Regions from separate parts of the Homo sapiens genome. Here regions 2, 3 and 4 are each linked to region 1. A link is a contact called in ENCODE Hi-C or POLR2A ChIA-PET data. All regions are on one chromosome and are shown on one strand. Each heading gives the region's core, a stretch centred on a gene start or an enhancer-like site at or near the end of the contact. The rest is flanking DNA. Distances are from core to core; before and after follow the strand shown.

What was found. A loop is a pair of places that touch in the nucleus more often than their neighbours do. ChIA-PET counts read pairs that join two places held with the same protein, here RNA polymerase II (POLR2A). Pooled maps may share reads with other maps.
Region 2: a map of GM12878 shows a loop between it and region 1 (7-fold over the local background). The contact joins the promoter of SLC39A8 here to the promoter of EIF4E in region 1. A Hi-C loop is called at or near these places in 1 of 168 maps with a recorded cell type or tissue (GM12878), 1 of 37 single-sample maps with no recorded cell type and 9 of 50 pooled maps. POLR2A ChIA-PET finds 5 or more read pairs at or near these places in 1 of 52 experiments (B cell).
Region 3: a loop to region 1 is called in a pooled map, with 13 times the contacts of the local background. The contact joins the promoter of MANBA here to the promoter of EIF4E in region 1. A Hi-C loop is called at or near these places in 1 of 168 maps with a recorded cell type or tissue (tibial artery) and 4 of 50 pooled maps. POLR2A ChIA-PET finds 5 or more read pairs at or near these places in 1 of 52 experiments (B cell).
Region 4: a pooled map shows a loop between it and region 1 (4-fold over the local background). The contact joins the enhancer-like site here to the promoter of EIF4E in region 1. A Hi-C loop is called at or near these places in 2 of 50 pooled maps.

What each region holds. Positions count from the first base shown.
Region 1 is chr4:98,926,586-98,931,312 of GRCh38, reverse strand. EIF4E (eukaryotic translation initiation factor 4E) reads left to right here and starts at 2,180. Exons shown (of 7, transcript NM_001968.5): 1 at 2,180-2,218. The coding sequence starts at 2,201. RefSeq lists an enhancer at 587-1,786.
Region 2 is chr4:102,343,503-102,348,353 of GRCh38, reverse strand. It overlaps SLC39A8 (solute carrier family 39 member 8), which reads left to right and starts at 2,872. Exons shown (of 9, transcript NM_001135146.2): 1 at 2,872-3,009; 2 at 3,439-3,910. The coding sequence starts at 3,692. RefSeq lists enhancers at 2,340-2,389, 4,290-4,349 and a silencer at 3,570-3,819.
Region 3 is chr4:102,759,483-102,764,279 of GRCh38, reverse strand. MANBA (mannosidase beta) reads left to right here and starts at 3,312. Exons shown (of 17, transcript NM_005908.4): 1 at 3,312-3,562. The coding sequence starts at 3,386. RefSeq lists a silencer at 3,148-3,277 and an enhancer at 3,368-3,717.
Region 4 is chr4:102,685,478-102,689,774 of GRCh38, reverse strand. It overlaps MANBA (mannosidase beta), which reads left to right. Exons shown (of 17, transcript NM_005908.4): 7 at 91-201. Among named protein-coding and RNA genes, the nearest start is that of MANBA, 73 kb to the left of the region's middle. RefSeq lists an enhancer at 2,016-2,065. Within about 2 kb of position 2,279, at least 6 of the 41 ENCODE cell types and tissues checked have a DNase peak (open chromatin) inside an H3K27ac peak, as active enhancers do.

The DNA.
Region 1 (4,727 bases), core at 931-3,430:
AGGACATCTATGCTGTCTTTTTCTCTTCAAAGAAGGTAACCTGACACCACTTCTAACCAGCAGAAAATAACAACGCGGTCAACAGAATTATTTTGGATAGTCTAAGTAACAGTAGATAGTCTCTGTAAGTAGAAATCCACTTATCCGTTTATTATCATTTTTTTTTTTTTTTTGGAAATGGAGTCTCACTGTGTCGCCCAGACTGGAGTGCAGTGGCGGGATCTTGGCTCACTGCAACCTCCACCTCCCAGGTTCAAGTGATTCTCCTGCCTCAGCCTCCTGAGTAGCTGAGACTACAGGCAGGTGCCACTATGCCTGGCTAATTTTTGTATTTTTAGTAGAGACAGGGTTTCACCATGTTGGTCAGGCTGGTCTCGAACTCCTGACCTCAGGTGATCCGCCCGCCTTGGCCTCCCAAAGGGCTGTGATTACAGGCGTGGGCCACTGCGCCTGGCCTGTTAATTCTATCTACTTTAAAACCTAGTAGAGCTAAGCCCACTAGACAAAAGCTTTCATTAATCACTTCTGATATTCAGGTAAACCAAAACATATGAACAGGCAATGGCTTTGAGTTCTCATACAGCCTCAATTATGTGTTAGTCAACTCAAGCATCCATTATGTACTCAATAATAGGTATGACACAGCTCTGGACCTCATTAACACTATAAGCAGACAGGCACAGGCAGCCTGCATACACTCCTTTTCCTGGTGTCAACATTATTTAAAAGCATGGGAAATAGTAATGAGACAGTGTCTTCTTCATTAGAACCTTAGGAGTCTACTAGATTTCTTCATCTCTATTTGTTGTTATTAGTAGCCAAACTGTGCAAAAAACACGGTCTTGAGAAATGACAGCACAGTATCTTAGAGGGAAAGGAAATGTAGGATGCCAGTGTGGGGACAAATTTCTGATTGCCAGTGATTGTTGTGAGCATAACAATAATTTCATGAACATTAAAGCCTCTATTGAGGGCAGCTGCAGTTGTAAAGGAAAAAAAATGGTCCTGAACATTTAAAACTACACTGGTGTACATCATAATCAAACAAAGTAAACAGAAAAAAATTTAAACTTTGCTAAAAAAAAAAAGCAGAAGCACTTGATCTTTAGGAAGGCACGCAGTTGCTTATTATGAATCATTTCTAGAGTCCGATGCATTTTCAAAGCCGGTTACAGTCATTACGAAGCACACCCTTGTGAGGTAAGTGTATCATCACCTTTGGTTCATAAATAAAAAAGCTGAGACGCCGAGCGATTAAGTCACTCGCCTAAGGAGAATGAGTCAACGTCAAGAGTCATAGTTGACCCGGCCTAAAGACTCCAGACCATCAGTCCAGGGCTTAGTCAGCGGGGCCCGGAGTGGCTTCCCTGGCTGGCATCTGGACTTAGGCTATTTCCGTGCACGTAAAAGCGGAATATTGGAACGGTTGCACAGAACTTCCAAATAATTTTTACCGCCACGCAAGATTTAGCCCTGAGGTCTTAATCTCAGGATTTGGGACAGTAAAAGCTGTCGTCCCTCCCCCTCGTCCAGCCGGTGGCAAGCGGGTACTGCGGGCGGTTCCGTCCGTCCCCTTTCGCAGAAATGGCAACGAATGACCACCAGCATTAGCTGAGCCAGGGGACGTGGGAGGGTTGATTGCCTAAACGACTCTGCATCGCCGCCTCTTTTTGAAACTAAGAGAAAATGGTGGGAGATCAAAAGAAAACTAAATAAACACACAGGCAACTTGTCCTGGGACCTCAACTAAGCAAATGAAGCCTTATTGTGTGTGCTGAGCCTGCAGTTCCCAACCTTCCGGGGAAGATGGGAGGACAGGGCGACAAAGGGCACAGTAGGCTTGCCTGGCAGTAAGTGTGACCGCAGCTATCCAGGCGGAAGAGCAGAGGACTGAAACCACCCTCCAGCAAGCGAGTGTCCGCCGCGTTGAGAACCGCGCACCCTACCCATCGGCCACGTGACCAGTCCTTTTTAAAAAAAATTTCTTTACCTTAAAAAAAAAAAAAAAAAAAAGGTGGGGGAGAGACTCCACTTCCCAGAAGCCTCTCGTTACTCACGCAGCCGCAGTCTTGCGCAGGTGCCGCCAGGGCCAAACGGACATATCCGTCACGTGGCCAGAAGCTGGCCAATCCGGTTTGAATCTCATTTTTTTCCTCTTACCCCCCCTTCTGGAGCGGTTGTGCGATCAGATCGATCTAAGATGGCGACTGTCGAACCGGTGAGTATTGCCTTTGGCCCCCACCCCCACGGGTCCCCGCGCTCCGTCTTCCTTCTGACTGGGGGACTCCGCGGGACGGCGTTCCCGGCGCGCACTGTACCCCTTGCCGCCCCTTCCCCTTCATGTTGGACCTGACCTCCCGCGGACAAGTGGGGACGTCCCGGAGGATGGCCGAGGCGGCGTGTAGCGCACACTTTCTGGTGGGGGCCCGAGAACTGGGGGAGCGGTGTGGGGGAGGGGCGGCGTGGCGCCTCCTGCGGAACCGCGAGGTGTCTACAGGGTGGAGGGTAGCTGGGGTTCTGGGCTGGGTATGCGAGGATGGTGTCTTCATGATAGGAAGGCGCAGGGCCGGCTCCCAGCGAGTACTGGGATCCGCAGGCAGGGTGGGCGGCGAGCCGGCCTGGAGTGAGATGGAGGAGGGAGCCCTGGAGCAGCCTTTCCCTCCCTGCAGAACCCCAGCTCCGGGGCTCGGGTGCGGGGCGCGCGCACGTCTTCCTTAGACCGGTGGACTGGGGAGCTGGTGGGCGAGTGTTGCCGGAGGGTGGGTTAGGCGGGAGTGGTGCCGCGGCACGCGCGGAGGAGCTTCGACCTCGCTTAGGGGAGTTGAGAGGGGCGAGCGTCTGTTAATCCAGCGCGCCGGAGAGTTGCCGGTGTTTGCGCCAGGGGAAGCGAGAAAGGTCTGGGGTGGGAAGGAACACTCGTGTGTCACGGTGAAGCTCTCCAAGTAGAATGAGGGATGGTGGTGGTGAGAAGGGGTATCACATTGTCCTCGCCCCTCCATGCTTGGGACTGGGCTGTCATGGAGGAGGGAAGGGGGAGGAGCGAGGCCTACAGATCGCTGTAGCCGGTCGGCTTGCCGGCCGGACCTGCTGCATTTCACACGCGCCCGTCTTCCATTCATTCATCCTTTCCGCGTAGTGCGCACGCCTCAGAGAATGCGAATGGGTCTCAATCCCTCTGTTCTTCCGAGTCTTTATCTCCTGGAAGATTTCTGAGACGCAGTTTATTGGAAATAGAAACTTTTAAATTTACTTTTCCATTTGACTTTTTTTTTCTCTTTATCTATGCTACAGACTTTCATTTCAATTTAGGCACCATTTTAAACTTAACTGAAGCAAGCTGGTCCCAGGGTAGGTTTGTAGTTAATCTTTAAGCAGAGGGTATATTTTTCATAATTTGGGTTTGCCAGGACTGGCTCACTGAAACTTCTGGGCCCTGTTGCCTTTTTAGAAACGACACAGCTAAGTGAAGATATCTTGTGTGCATAATGGGGTTTATTAGCAATCAGAAAACCTTTCACACTCTGGAACCAGCTCTAGACCTTGGTTGCCAGATACTTTTGTGTATCTTTTCATGGTAGCTTGTGGTTTTGCTAATGGTTTACCAGTTTGCTTTGACTTTTAAAGACTTTTTTTTTTTTTTTTTTTTTTTTTTTTTTTTGAGATGGAGTCTTGCTTTGTCGCCCAGGCTGGAGTGCAGTGGCGTGATCTCGGCTCACTGCAACCTCCGCCTCCGGGTTCAAGCGATTCTCCTGCTTCAGCCTCTTGAGTAGCTGGGATTACAGGTGCGCACAACCGTGCCTGGCTAATTTTTGTATTTTTAGTAGAGACGGGGTTCCACCATGTTGGCCAGGCTGGTCTGAAACTCCTGACCTCAAGTGATCCTCCCGCCTCAGCCTCCCAAAGTGCTGGGATTACAGGCGTGAGCCACAGCACCCGGCACTTTTAAAGACTTTTATAAAACTATTTCAAAAACTCTTATAGACTACACAAAGGCTTATTTTTCATTGCGTTGGTGTAAACTATCCTTACCTTGTCAAAATTCAAGGCAGCTTCTCTGCTTGCTTACTTGTTTTTTTATTGGCACCAGTTTTCATTTATGTTCCTGGGAATTAAATTGACTGAAAAACTCATAAGTTGTTGCTACAGTTAACTGACTTTAGGACATTAATATTACATAACACTAATGAAGAATAAGTATGTAAAATATACATTTTAAACCCCTTGACAGGTTCTGATGTCCACTTTTGTCTAGATCTGTTCCTACCCCACTACACTAGTGTCAGTAAAAAGCATTACATCTGGTAATAGGGGCAAGGCTACGAGACTGTAAACTATAAAACAATAAGGAGTTCTGTGAGGTTTCTGTCACATTTAGGTCCCTTGAGTTTTGCAGAGTTTATGCAGTTTTGTTTCAGCAGCACAGAGCGGAACTGCAAAGTGATGAAGGACTATATTTTGAGTTAGTAAATATTAATAGCTCCTGATATATCCAGGGTGTTGTACCAAGTGTTCTTTAGGATACAAAGTTATACAAGATGTGAGTCTTGTTGAATGTAAACCCTTAAGGAACTTAATTCCTAGGGATGTGGTTAGTGATACAGTATTTGTTCTGGTACAGACTTTGGGAGATTTGGATGTTATGTTTAAATTTGGGGAGTAGGGGAACCTAAAAACAAAGTGTGTGAAGCTGGAAACTAAAGTATTTTGAGAATATATGTAAAATAGTA
Region 2 (4,851 bases), core at 1,623-4,122, 3.4 Mb before region 1:
TTATGAGTTGATTTGAAATGCTTGGGACCAGAAGTGTTTCAAATTTGGATTATTAAAGATTTCTGAATATTTACATATATATAAAATGAGATATTTTGGGGATGGGACCCAAGTCTAAACACAAAATTCATTTATGTTTCATATACACCCTATAAACATAGGCTGAAAGTAATTCTATATAATATTTCCAATAATTTTGTGCACCTGTCAAATGAGGTCAGGTGTAGAATTTTCCATTGGTGTCATTTCAGCACTCAAAAAGTTTCATATTTTGCAGTATTTTGGATTTGGAATTTTTGAATTAGAGATGCCTAACCTGTAGTTCTTTGGTGATTATAGTTTATTAGACTGGATGATCTAGAAATTAGCCTTACCTATTTGGTAGTTAGTAACCTGAAATTTTCTGAACACTTTCTCTTAATTGCATTATGTTAACTGGGCTTAGTAAAGTTGGCATGCAGGTTGGTCATTTATTTTACTGTTTCTTATTTTGTGGACTTGATGGGCTGGCGAAATGTATGTGCATAGACATGAATGACTGATAAATAGATAAATTATATATTCTAAAAATCCCACAATGTAAGATTTGTATTTGTATTTGTATTATTTTCTTTTTTGAGGCAGAGTCTCACTCTGTCACCCAGGTTGGAGTGCAGTGTCCTGATCTTGGCTCACTGCAACCTCTGTCTCCTAGGTTCAAGCGATTTTCATGCCTCAGCCTCCCGAGTAGCAAGGATTACAAGCGTGCGCCACCATGCCTGGCTAATTTTTGTACTTTTAGTAGACACAGGGTTTTTACATGTTGGCCAGGTTGGTCTGAACTCCTGATCTCAAGCTATCTGCCCACCTTATTCTCCCAAAGTGCTGAGATTACAGGCGTGAGCCACAGTGCCCAGCCAAGATTTGTATTTTTAAAAACCTTTTATATTTGTTAAAATCTAACACTTTATGGACAAATTTAGTTTTAGAAAAGCTGGAAATAAACAACTTGCTGGGTATAGATTAGCCATTTAGAGCATTCATTAATTTCCAAAAATCATTTTGCATCACGGAGGTCCAAAGGAAAAATAGGCAACAAACTATATTTTAAAATCCAATGAAAGGCTTGAAGAGTCCCACGAGCTGAGTGATTTAAGAGGACAACTGTGATATTAACTTACTTCTGGCCCTTAGATGAAATATTTGCCCTTTTAGCATCAACATAATTCTGTAAATTATTATTAACAAATACGTAGATTTTATAATTGGAAAGAGCACAGTATTAAGATCATTTAGTTCATCTCCCTTCAGGCATGAATCCTCCTACCACCTACTAAAGGCGGTCACCCAGGATCTGTTGATTTGAATCACTTTTGATCATGGAGAAATCACTATCTTCCAAGGCAGCCATGCCTTATAATTCCACAGAAACCTTCCTCTGGGTGACTTTGCCCCATGACTGCTGCCTTCTGTCCTCTGAAGTTAGATATAATATAGTTAAACCTTCTTCCATATGACAATCCTTCAGCTTCGTCTGCCTAGATCCTTAGCCTCTGGGAATGTTCTCTACCTGTCTCTTTCTTCTGCAGTTATGTCTTTAGGTTCCTCTTCTAAGATTAAGATTTTTTCCCTTTCCCCATCTTTTCCCCTTTGTCTAGACTTAATGTCTCTTTAAAATGTGCTATTTTAGGAGGCTGTGCATTCTCCTGATGAAAGGCAAGAACGGCATCTTGTATTCTTTTTATTGTCCTTAGTCACGTGAATGCAAAATGTCTGAGACAGGTCTCAGTCAATTTAGAAAGTTTATTTTGGCAAGGTTAAGGATGTGCCCCTGACACAGCCTCAGGAAGTCCTGAGACATGTGCCCAAGGTGGTCGGGGGTACAGTTTGCTTTTATATATTTTAGAGAGACATGAGACATCAATCAATATGTGTAAGATGTACATTGGTTCAGTCCAGTAAGGTGAGACAATTGGAAGTGGGGGCTTCCAGGTTAGAAGTATAATAGACAAGAGACAAAAGGTTGCATTCTTTTGAGGCCATGATCAGCCTTCCACTCAATAGACAGTTTAGTCTGGCCCAGTGAATCTGCATTTTTTGCATAAACGATGGAGAAGAGAAAGCAATCAGATATGCATTTGTCTCAGGTGAGCCTCAGAGGGATGAATTTGAATAGAATGGCAGGCAGGTTTGCCCTAAGCTGGTCCCTTCTTGATGTTTCCCTTTAGCTTGGTGATTTTGAAGTCTCAAGATTTATTTTCCTTTCACAGCCATCTAACAGTGAAGCATGGTTTCACTTTACACTTGAACCACTATATCCACCAGATACAAACTTTGCCTCAAACACCACACTCACTTTACACAAACCTGTTGACATCACACCTAAGTCAGCTTTTCTTGAGCTCCCATATGAACAAATAAACATTCCTCTGATCTGCGGATATCCCGCCAGGAAGGGCCGGCTTGGGCAGTGCTGGCTCAGCTAGCCCGCCACCGCTACCATTGGATTTCCTCTTTCTCCTCTGATTTTAAGAAGTGAGAAAAAAAAGCAATTCCTGTTAATTATGTAGACAATGCAAGGGTCTCCAGGCTCCATTTCAGCAAGTTGGTTTCATCAAGATCACGAAAAGATGCATGCGTCCCCGAGACCAGAGAGGAGTTAGGGACCCCGACACGGAGGTGGCATCAGGTAACCCTCAGGAGTGAGGGTGGGGAAGAGGGCATGGCTGATGCTGGGAATGAGCAGCGCCCGCGGAGGGAAGGCCGGCGGTCCTGCGCCCCGGCGTGGACGCGCGCGGGAGTTCAGGCTGGGGAAATGGGTCACCACGTGCTACGGAGGCGGGGACAGGGCCCTCCTCCCCTTATTTGTAAAGAGCGCCGGAGCGGATCGCGGAGTTTCACCGCGGACCTGTCAGAGATACAGAGGTTGTGGGGGCGGGAGACAGAAAGAGAGAGAGATCCAGAGACCGAGTCTTACGTTGACACGCAGAGAGAAAGACGCAGAGACAGACAAACAAACAGATAGGAGAGGTGAGAGGCCAGCGAGTGCTTCCGATTAACTTGCCAAGCTCAGAGAAGATCCGGGGAGAGGGAGGGTCCCCTTTAAACGCGCAATCCCCAGGACTCCGGAAGAGCCCTTTTCTGCAGCTCCTTGGGGACTGCACGTCTCACTTCTAAGTTTGCGGCGGAGAGAATAAAGCAGAAAGACAGGAAGAGGAGGTGGAGTTCTACAGTTAGTGTGGTTTTAGTTTTTCCTAAGAAGTGGCGTGGTTTGGGGCTTTATATCCGGGAGGAGCATATGTACGCAAATCCTGGGGCGTTTGCAAACCCGGATCCGGGGCGTCTGGCCCCATGCCCGGCCGGGCGTTTGAGGGCTACTGCCACGCAGCGTTTCTGGAGCCTGCCGGCTGGTGCCCTGGTGGCCTTTATCTCTGTCCCCCTTTGTCCTCTTTATCTCAGGCTCTCCAGGAGGCCGGGGGGCCCACTCCGCCTATCGCTCCCCTCGGCTACGCTGCCACTTCAATGCCCCGCAGGTCGCGAGCTGCTGTTCTTTCGAAGGCGTCGGAGAACCAGGGGCGTCCCGCGCCACCTCTGACTCGGAGCAGCGCCGAGCACTGACGCTCCCGCCCTTGGGCAAGGACGCCAGTGCGCCCGCGCGCGTCCCTCTGCGCGGCAGCCCGTCGCGGGCCCTCAAGGGGAAGCCCAGGCCAGGATGGCCCCGGGTCGCGCGGTGGCCGGGCTCCTGTTGCTGGCGGCCGCCGGCCTCGGAGGAGTGGCGGAGGGGCCAGGGCTAGCCTTCAGCGAGGATGTGCTGAGCGTGTTCGGCGCGAATCTGAGCCTGTCGGCGGCGCAGCTCCAGCACTTGCTGGAGCAGATGGGAGCCGCCTCCCGCGTGGGCGTCCCGGAGCCTGGCCAGCTGCACTTCAACCAGGTAAGGCCGCCAGGTCCGGGCAGCCCTCCGTACTGTGGGTGTCCCTAGACTTCACTTTGTATATGAGCCGTTTTTATTTGGGAAAAGTGCAGGAGAAAGAATCTTGTTATATTTCTCAAGTAGAAGGCGGTATCTGGTGACACTTGCTTTTCACTAGACGAGGCTGAAGGATTAAAAGGTTAACGTTGTTAAGGGATTTGGCAGCCGGAAACTGCAGTTTTACGCCTGATGAACTGAGAGGTCCGACTCTGGTGATTTTAACATTTTATAGAAAACTTTATGAAGTAGTTGAGGGTGTGACGCCACTTTAACAGATGCTTTTTAGATAGGAATGAGTTACTTAAATCTTGCCAGAAAGATAACGGCTCGCACACTTCCTACAAGGTTAGCAAGGAAGATTATCACATGCCACCCTGGTTAACAGTTGCCCGGTGCGTAACCAGTGCTATTTGAAAACGAGATATAATGTAGTTCTGGCTCCTGTGTACATTACATGAGGCATTCAGGGCTGAAACAGGGGCGGCCTTGAGACTAAGATTCTAATTTGGTCATCCAGATGGTGGTAGACTAGGCTTATATTGTTAGTTCCTTGTCATATGTCAGGTCAAATATTTGATTCTAGTATTTATCCAAAATGATTAAAAAAATTTTTTCAGTAATAAACAGGGTACTACTAGGCATTTGGCAATACCTTGGGTTTAAGAACAAGCTTCAAACTACGTAGGAGCAGTTAAACATCATACCTCTTTGTAAACATAAAATCAAATTATTCCTAATTATTTCTATAATAAATACTCTGTGATTGGGTAGTTCTTAAAATTGTTAAGTAGACAAAGTGTAGTTTCTGCATCCTTCCAAAACTGCTCTCCGTCTTTTAAAACTCAGTTAACTCAGTGCTTTGACTTGTTTTCCTTTACTCCTGTCCCACTGACAGCTGATAT
Region 3 (4,797 bases), core at 2,063-4,562, 3.8 Mb before region 1:
AGTTGTAATTGCCTGTATCTACCTGTCTACATCTCTAATTTTGGGGCAGCAGTCTGCCCTGTGACCTCACTTCTTTGACTCATCTAAGAAGAGTTGTCTATTTTCAATTTGTGCAGCTTTTTACTTGCTTTTTAGGATAGAGTGATGACTTCCAAGGTCCTTACATGCCAGGCCAGAAATTGGAAATCTATTATTGTTTTGACCCATGCATTATTTAGGAATATAATATATTATATTCCTAATTATATAATTATATTATATAATATAATTATATTATATATTTTTATATATTTATATTATTATATAAATTATATATATTTAAAATATATATTTGTATATGTATGTATATATGTATATATACAGTATATGTATGTATGTATATATACAGTATATGTATATATATACGTATATGTATATATGTATATATACAGTATATGTATATATATACACAGTTTGCTGACATAGGCCATGTGTCCTCTAGTTGACTTCTTGGACTCTCTTGGGTAGAATCCCATTATACTGGCTCAAGCCTGGTTACTTCCTACGGTGTCCTCTTGGTTTATAGGAAACTCATGCATATGCATCCTTGACACACCAAATTCTAGTGGTGTACATAGTTTCCACTACCTTCTCTCTTTGTTCTAACATTTGGGGCTTCAAACTCTGGGGAAGTATGTCAAACCTTTGGGCAGGATACTTATGGGCTATTATCCCCAGTCCTGGGGTTTAATCAGACACTATGAGTCTAAAGGCAAATGTCCACTCCACATCTGATTACTCTTTCATTTTCTTTCCCTTATTATAACTTCTGTAATATATCATGGGATTGGAATATCATTGGCCTTGGTATATACCATGGTGTTCTAATGAGTTTACCAATTTTATATATTTAGATATGAAGGAAATGTTGTCATATAGCAAAGGGCCTAACTACTTCCATTGGTCTGTTGTGACAGGATACTGACCCTACACATCATTTAATCACCGTGGGCATTATTTATCTTTTTAAACCAGGGAACGATCACTTGTTCTAAATAATTCAAGTTTTGGGAAGCATCAAATGAAATGATCAAAATGAAATCTGTTTATACAGTGTAAGTTAAAGATACCCATAACTATTTTAAACATTGCATTTGGTATCATGACTTTAAATTACATAAGTTGAGAAGTTTTATGTTATCTCTAAATAAGGTTTATTTACCAGAAAATCATGGACAAAAATTATCCTATAACAAAATGAAAACATCATGTCATCTGTGCCAATTGCAATTTTAGGAAGAGTACTTATTAGGGCTTTGATTATTCTTTGATGTTCTCTGTTGTCAAAGTGAAGTAACCTAAATGATGTTATGCTTGCATCCTGGAATGAAAGGAGGAATGAGAATCTTCTATTATTGTTTTTCTAAAAATTATATTTCTTAATAAACAGAATATATCCATATGTATCATCAAGGATGAATTTTCCTCTGATTTGGCTTAATGAAATCTCTGGGAATTATGAAAAAATTCCTTTGCCGCTCTTGTTGCCATAAACCTTGTGTTATCAGTGTTGCACAGACCATGGCTAGCCATTTAATGCCGTGAATTATGGCATATAATTTGAATTGAGAGCTTTGTTTCTATCAAAGGTAAAAATGCTTCTGGAGTGAGTGAGGAAGGCTTTGAAGCAGTGAGAGCGTTTCCCCTATAGCATCATTGGGCTCTGACAGTAGGACCTTGAAGAGGAGGGTTCTAATCCTGTCTGCCACTATGTGACAGGCAAGTCACCTGATCTTTTTTTTTTTTTTTTTTTTAGAGTCTTTCTCTATAGCCCAGGCTGGAGTGCAGTAGTGCCATCTCGGCTTACTGCAACCTCTGCTTCCTGGGTTCAAGCGGTTCTCCTGCCTCAGTTTCCCGAGCACCTGCGACTACAGGCACGTGCCACCACGCGCCCAGCTAATTTTTGTATTTTTAATAGAGACAGGGTTTCACCATGTTGGCCAGGCTGGCCTCGAACTCCTGACCTCAAGTGATCCACCCGCCTCGGCCTCCCAGAAGTGCTGGGATTACAGACGTGAGCCACCGCGCCTGGCCCCGATCTCTTTGAACTCAGTTCCCTCATCTGTAAAGCCAGCGGCTTGGGTTGGATAATCCATACTGTCCTTTAAGCCAAGATATTCAGGGCTTGTAAATAATGCTGACTTTGCAAAGTAAGATATTGCCCGGTGTCTGCAGAATCAGGCAATTCCAAGGCCATTGTAAGGCGAAACAAAGCTCAGATTTGATGAGAGAAAATTTCTTTTCAAGGACTTCTTCCGAAGCATAAATATACGGCAGATAGCGTCAACACAGGAGAAAGGCAGTCTATTTTATGCAATGTAAAATTCCGTCTTAACTTCTAGGATTACTGTTACATCCTATTGCAAAAATGGGACTCAGGTAGACCATTTGACTACAAGACCCGAAATAAGTCAGTGGTATTTCTTGGGTACTCTGGCATTGTTAGGGACGATCACATATGTTTACTCATTTTATACTTATAACACCTTGAAAACTTCAAGAAACGGAGATGGAGATTTTGCGGCTTGCCCAGGTCCCACAGCTAGTGAGTGCAGAGGATTTTAAACTCAGCTGCGCGCCTAGTGCAGGTTCCAGAACCTCAGAAACCTCCGTGGGGCTTTATGAAACATAAGGACGCAGGCCGCTAGTAACAATAGCTAACGTGAATGCCTTCTCTGGGCCAGGCTCCATGCTGCATGCTATAGTCGCATTTTCTTGGTTAGCCCTCAGAACAACCTTCTGATGGAGATACTGCTAGTACTTGTTTACTCTTTGAAGGGCGGGGTAGGCTCTGAGACCCGCGAGTTGAGCTGCAGCGGGGTGAGTGTTACGCTACCAGGTAGACGAGGGTCTGTGTAAATTTGGCGGAAGGGAAGTGGTGGGTTGTCTCCCAGTTTGGGTTCTCTGAAGGAGTGAGGGGACTCTCCAGCTATGGTCTCCACGTACAGTCGGTCTCTGATCTCCCGAGGCTTTGTGCCACTGCGCGCCCAGGGATCTTTCTGTCCCAATTACCGTGCAAGATTCTTGCCTCCAGTTGTATGTACTGAGGCGGCGGGAAGAAGCGCCGAGGGAAGGCTCAGACCGCAATGCCCCCCAGCCTGTAGCTATTCTCGGGGGCTGCAGCTCCCGCACCCGCGACGCCCGGCTTTCAGCGGGTGCAGGCGCAGCCTCCTCGTTCCCCTCCCGCCCGCGGCTGCGCCCGGAGAGCGCTCAGCTGACCTAGGGGCGGGGCCGGGGCGGGGACCTAAAGCCTCGGCTACTTCCGAGGGGGTGAGTGGCTTCACCGCCGGTCCCTTGCAGCGCTGCCTTTCGATCTCTCCACATCTCGGTGGCGCGGGATCTCAAGATGCGCCTCCACCTGCTCCTGCTGCTCGCGCTGTGCGGTGCAGGCACCACCGCCGCGGAGCTCAGTTACAGCTTGCGTGGCAACTGGAGCATCTGCAATGGGAACGGCTCGCTGGAGCTGCCCGGGGCGGTCCCTGGCTGCGTGCACAGCGCCTTGTTCCAGCAGGGCCTGATCCAGGTATGGCGTGCGGCCGACCCGCGGCGAGCCTGCGCCCGCCTTCTTCTGGTGCTGAGAGGGGCCCAGGAACCGCCTGGCAGCCCCCAGCTCTGGGCCATTCTCGTCGGTTTGGTAGTAACTTCCCCTTTGCATCTTGTGATCTGCGGGGGGAAATGCCCAAGCTATGGGGTACGGGCTTGACGGAGACTGAGCGACCGACCCATGTTGGGACATCAGTAACTCTGGAAAGGGGAAGTTTAGATAGGGGAACAGTGTTGCTACTAGCAGTTTACTTACTGCAGTCGTTCTCTACTGAAGCGTGTATACAAAGGGCATGCCGTCACTGACAAGCATAAGGTCGGGAATTACTGTCTCTACTGTCTGCACGCCACAGGGGACAACAGCGTTTTGTTAAGTAAGGGTTAACTCTATTGAGTAATGTCTCGGTTTTTTATTTTCGCTGTTAAGCGTCAGGGAGTCAGATTTGGGATTGACGCAGCACAGACGTTGTGGAGAATGACCTACAAGAGTAAAGTTGGGTTTGTCAGTGCTAGTGTGGCTAACAACGGGTAAATAATTTTTAAGGCTAACTTGGTGATGAAGAAAGGTGCTATTTCCTCTCAGGGCGTGTGTGTGTGTGTGTGTGTGTATCCCAATGGAGTCTCCAATTTACAGACTACTTGTGGGGAACGTTTTCGTGTTTGGCTGCCTGTGCGCATAGGTTTGCAAACTGACTTCCATCCTCCAACTGCTTTTGCTGTTCCCTCTTGCACAGCGTTCCCACGTGTTGTCTTTACTTGGGGCAAAATGTACTTGTAATTGATCTACTTGTGGGATGCATACATTGTCCAATCCTCATAACAACTCTGTATAGTAAGTGTTCATATCTGAATTTTATGGATAATATGGAATTATGGAACACAGAGAAATTAGGAAGGTGACAGCAACTAAATGGAAAGAAATGGAATTCTAACCCAGGTGGTCTCAACTCCATAGCCTGGTCTCTATACTATGTGGTATGCTTAGTTTGGTGTTTTAAAAAATCATGTGTTTTTGAAGCACTGTGGCTGACTTTCAGGAGCACCATTCTAAGTTTATTTGCATGACAAGGTGGTCATCTAGGGTTGTGCCAAATTTCTGACCTGGTACTTAGTAGTTTTTTTTTTTTTTTTCCTGAGATGTGTATCAGAAAGGAGGTGAATGTTGTAAATGACATTGACCATTGTCCGATGTATTTTTAGAGTAGATCATTCCCA
Region 4 (4,297 bases), core at 1,030-3,529, 3.8 Mb before region 1:
ACTTGACTATTTGAGAAATTGATGTAATGCTTTGAGCCTTTTTTGCTGAAAATATGACATATTAGAGTGACTTTTAAATTTTCTTAAAAGAATATTACTGTAGAAACTTGGTGGCCTCATGGACATGGAAACCAGACTGGGTACAACATGACTGTTCTTTTTGAACTGGATGGAGGCTTAAATATTGAAAAATCAGCTAAGGTAAGTAAGTAATTTAAAATATTTTGTGAAATAATTTTATTTCTTTTAAAAATAGTAATACAGATCTTCATGGGAAAAGAAGAAACCGTCAAAACTCTTGTGTCCCCACCCATCAGAGATCATCTTTAGTAACAGCATTCAAAAGCTTCTCTCTCTGTGTGTGTATATATACATACATATATATACACACACACATATATATATATATATATATTTTTTTTTTTTGAGACAGAGTCTTGCTCTGTCACTCAGGCTGGAGTGCAATGGTGCAATCTTGGCTCACTGCAACCTCCACCTCCTGGGTTCAAGCAATTCTCCTGCCTCAGCCTCCCAAGTAGATGGGATTACAGGCACCCGCCACCACGCCCAGCTAACTTTTGTATTTTTAGTAGAGATGGGGTTTCACCATGTTGACCAGGCAGGTCTTGAATTCCTGATATCAAGTGATCTACTGCCTTGGCCTCCCAGAGTGCTGGGATTACGGGCGTGAGCCACTGCGCCCGGCCTTATATTTTTAAATGGATCATACTTTAGATATTATTTTGTCAATAAGTAGTCTCCTGCTATGATTTAAAATTGTACCTTATATCAAAATAATACATGTGTAATTTTAAAACTCAAATATTACTAGTAAGTTTATATGAAAAATAAGACCTCTTGCCCATCACTTCCTATTCTTACTTCCTACTCCCCAGAACCAACCATTTTTAACTTTTATTTATTTCCTCTGACATTCTTCTTCATTTTTCTGAATAAGGTGCTTCTACTGGTGTTTTCTGATTTTTCAGTTTTACCCATTTTAGGATATAGCACTAGGAATTGGAAAGAACTGCACTTTGTTATTTATTAGCTATAGGCTACTTACTTAATCTCAAAATATGTAAAATAGGGACAATAAGAACGAGATGGCTTGGATCTGGCTTATAAGAGTCATGGCATATAGTTAGTAGAAATGGTATTAACCCTCTTCAAAGATCTCCTCCTCTCCCAGACACCAGCTTCGGTGTTTACAGTTGGCTGGTGTCACCTCTTACATTTGGTATTTCCTCTCCTGTGGGCCAGACAACATGCTAAGGATGGAGATATGTCCTTCAGGAGTGCATTTTCTGTTTTTCTTTTGTTCAATCATGCTGTGTATTTTCTGAGACACTGTGAATGTGTGTGTGTGTGTGTGTGTGTGTGTGTGTAAGGGGGGAGGGGAGAGAGAGAAAGAGTGTGTATGTGTGTGTGAGAGGGGAAGAGAGTGTATGTGTGTTTGTGTGTGTGTGTGTGTGTGTGCGCGCGCACGCACACATGCACAGAGTTATGTACAGGGAGAACATCCTGGACCCGTCTTAAGGGCCAAAGCATTCACTCTTGTCGTACCCCTCTTGGCTGAGAGGATGTGTGCTGTCTCACACAGTGAGTTTGTTGTGTGTTGTTTTCATGAAAATGTAAAAAATAATGAGTCATTCCAACTTACTACAGAGAAAGAAGAGGAACTTCTGTCTTTTTCTAAGGGAAATAATTCTTTTACATTCAGGCTAATATGACTGTATTATTGTTCATTACACATAAAGATGCCAGCCTTTGAATCGAGCAGCAACAGGAGTTTGCTTTAAGGAGGATGTTTAACTGCCCCACACCTTGAGTTAATGCATGTGTGTGAAATGTGCTCTTTGGCTGTGGCTGCCGTAGAGTTGCTATTTTTTGAGGCTGATTCATTCAGTAAATACTTAGGGCACACCTACTGTGTTTTGGCTATTTTGCTAGGTGCTGGTGATAGAGCTGTGACTAAGACACTGTTTCTGTTTCTCTCTGAGACCTTAGTAGAACTAATGATCTGATTGGGAAGTTCAATCATTAAATGAGCCATTGGAATATATTAGCACTCTAGAGATGTAGAGAGTGCCATGGAAGTGCAGAGCAGGGGCATTCTGGGAAGATTCCCAGAGCCTGTGTCCTGAGGGATAAGTAGAATTTGGCCAAGTAATGTAGCAAAGAGGCGGAGGGAAAAGAACGTGAAGGCCCAAGGACTAGAAAGGATGTTGTGTGTTTGCAGAAGTGAAAGAAATTTCAATGCAGTTGTGGTTGAGTTTGAAGTTGAAGAACAAGAGATGGTGTTGTAAAAGTAGCTAGGACAAAGTCCTGCAGGGCCTAGTGAGCCACGTGAAGGAAGAAGCACTGTCCTGAGTGCTGCCAGGATTCTTGGAAGGATTTTAAGGAGGGGGTAAGGATTATATGCATATTTTACAAAGATTGTGTAGATCAGATTGGAAGGATGGCAAGAGTAGGGGACCAGTTAGAAGACTGTGGTGGTGATTCAGACAAAAAATGAGGATTGGTTGGTCTACAGAACTGCTGAGGAAATAAATCTGAAAGAGATTTAGGATATAACCTCAGCAGGCTTGATGATGTGGGGGTGGGAAAAAAGAAGGAGTTAGGAATGGTTCCTCAGCTGCTGGTTTGGGCTGCTGAACAGGCAGCCTCTGAACAGGCAGGGCAACTCTGTTCATTGAGTTACATTACTCAGAAAGAAGAGAAGGTTTGGGGGAAGGGGTTGGGTGGAAATTATTTCAGTGTTAGATGTGTTTTGTGTGGGGTGATTGAGAGACACCCAAGGAATAATATTTGATAGGTGTTTCATTAGATAGATCTTAAGCTTAGGGATTGCATGTGGGTTAAGGATATAGATGTGTAAGTTAGCAGAATGTAGATAATTGTAGCCATGGTAGCGGATGAAATACCTCAGGGATGGCACAGAGAAAAGAGCTAGGACAGAACCCCAGGCAGTCATAATTAGTAAGGTTGGGGTTTGGGGAGAAGCCAGTAGAAGAATCTAAGAAGGAATGGTTGACGAGGTGGAGGGAAAACCAATTTGAGTGGGGAGTCACAGAAACCAGAGGGAAAGAGTGTTTTAAGAAGCAAAGAATGTTCAGAGTGTTGAATGCTGCAAGGGAGTTCAAGTTAGAAAAGAATTGAGAAAGATTCTTTAGATTTGGTGGCAAGGAGATTACTGGTCACCTTGATCAGCATGGAAATCAAATTGTAGTGGGTTGAGGAATGACTCAAGGTATGGAAGTAAAGACGGTGAATATAGGCAACTCTTCTGAAAGCGTCTGATTGGAAACTATGCTTAGACCAGGTGGTAATGGTGGCCAGTTGGGATCAGATTGGCTTCACATAGGCAACTGAACAAATAAGTAAATATATTGAAGTGGTGGAAGCCAGCCTTTTCATGAATGGAGAAAGGTGGTATCAACATAGAAGGGGGGAAAGCTACAGTGGATTCAAATTGGAGCTAATAGTATGAAGTTATGATTTTCAGTATGTGTAGACAGAGAAATAAATGTCTTTGTAAATGCATGTGTATGTGTGGGTAGACACACACACACACACACACATTTCCTAGTTCTTTTCACACATTTCCTAATCCTTTCTCAGAGCGCCTGGGAAGAGTGGCTCTCTAGTAGCAGTGAGTAGATTTAGGACCCATATGTTGATTTGGAATACCACTCTGTGCTGAAAGCAATCAGGGCTCTTTGGAGAAATGACTGATTCTCGAGCTGGAGCCTGAAATATCTTGCTGTTCCAGGAAGTAAGGAGGTACTCAATAATAATGTGACACATTGAAAGGACACAAGGGCCTTCAGTCTTCAGTCTTCAGTCTTCAATCTACTATAATCTTCAAAAATGTCAAGGAAAGATTGAGGAACTGTCCTACAGTGGAAGAGACTATGTACGAACTGGGTGCAGTGCAGTGATCTTTTTTGTCATAATGTTATTGGGGCAACTGATGAAAACTTGAATGGGGGGGTCTCTGGATTCTTTGTATTATATATAGGAGTTCTTTGTATTATTGTTGGAACTTTATTACAAGTTTGCAATGATTTCAACATAGAAAAGGATACCATTAAGAGAATGGAAAGCAACAGCAAAATCCTGATGGAAAGGGGCCAGTAGCGAGGGAAAGACTAAAAAGAGTTAGAAAGCAGGGAGGTAGTTGAGAGGGCAAGGTCTCTGGGAGGTAGGAGATAAGAAGAGGATGGATTCACTTTGGGATGGGGGGCTCTGTTTTCGTTGTAATAGTGGTGAAAGATAACACATGGGAGGAAAG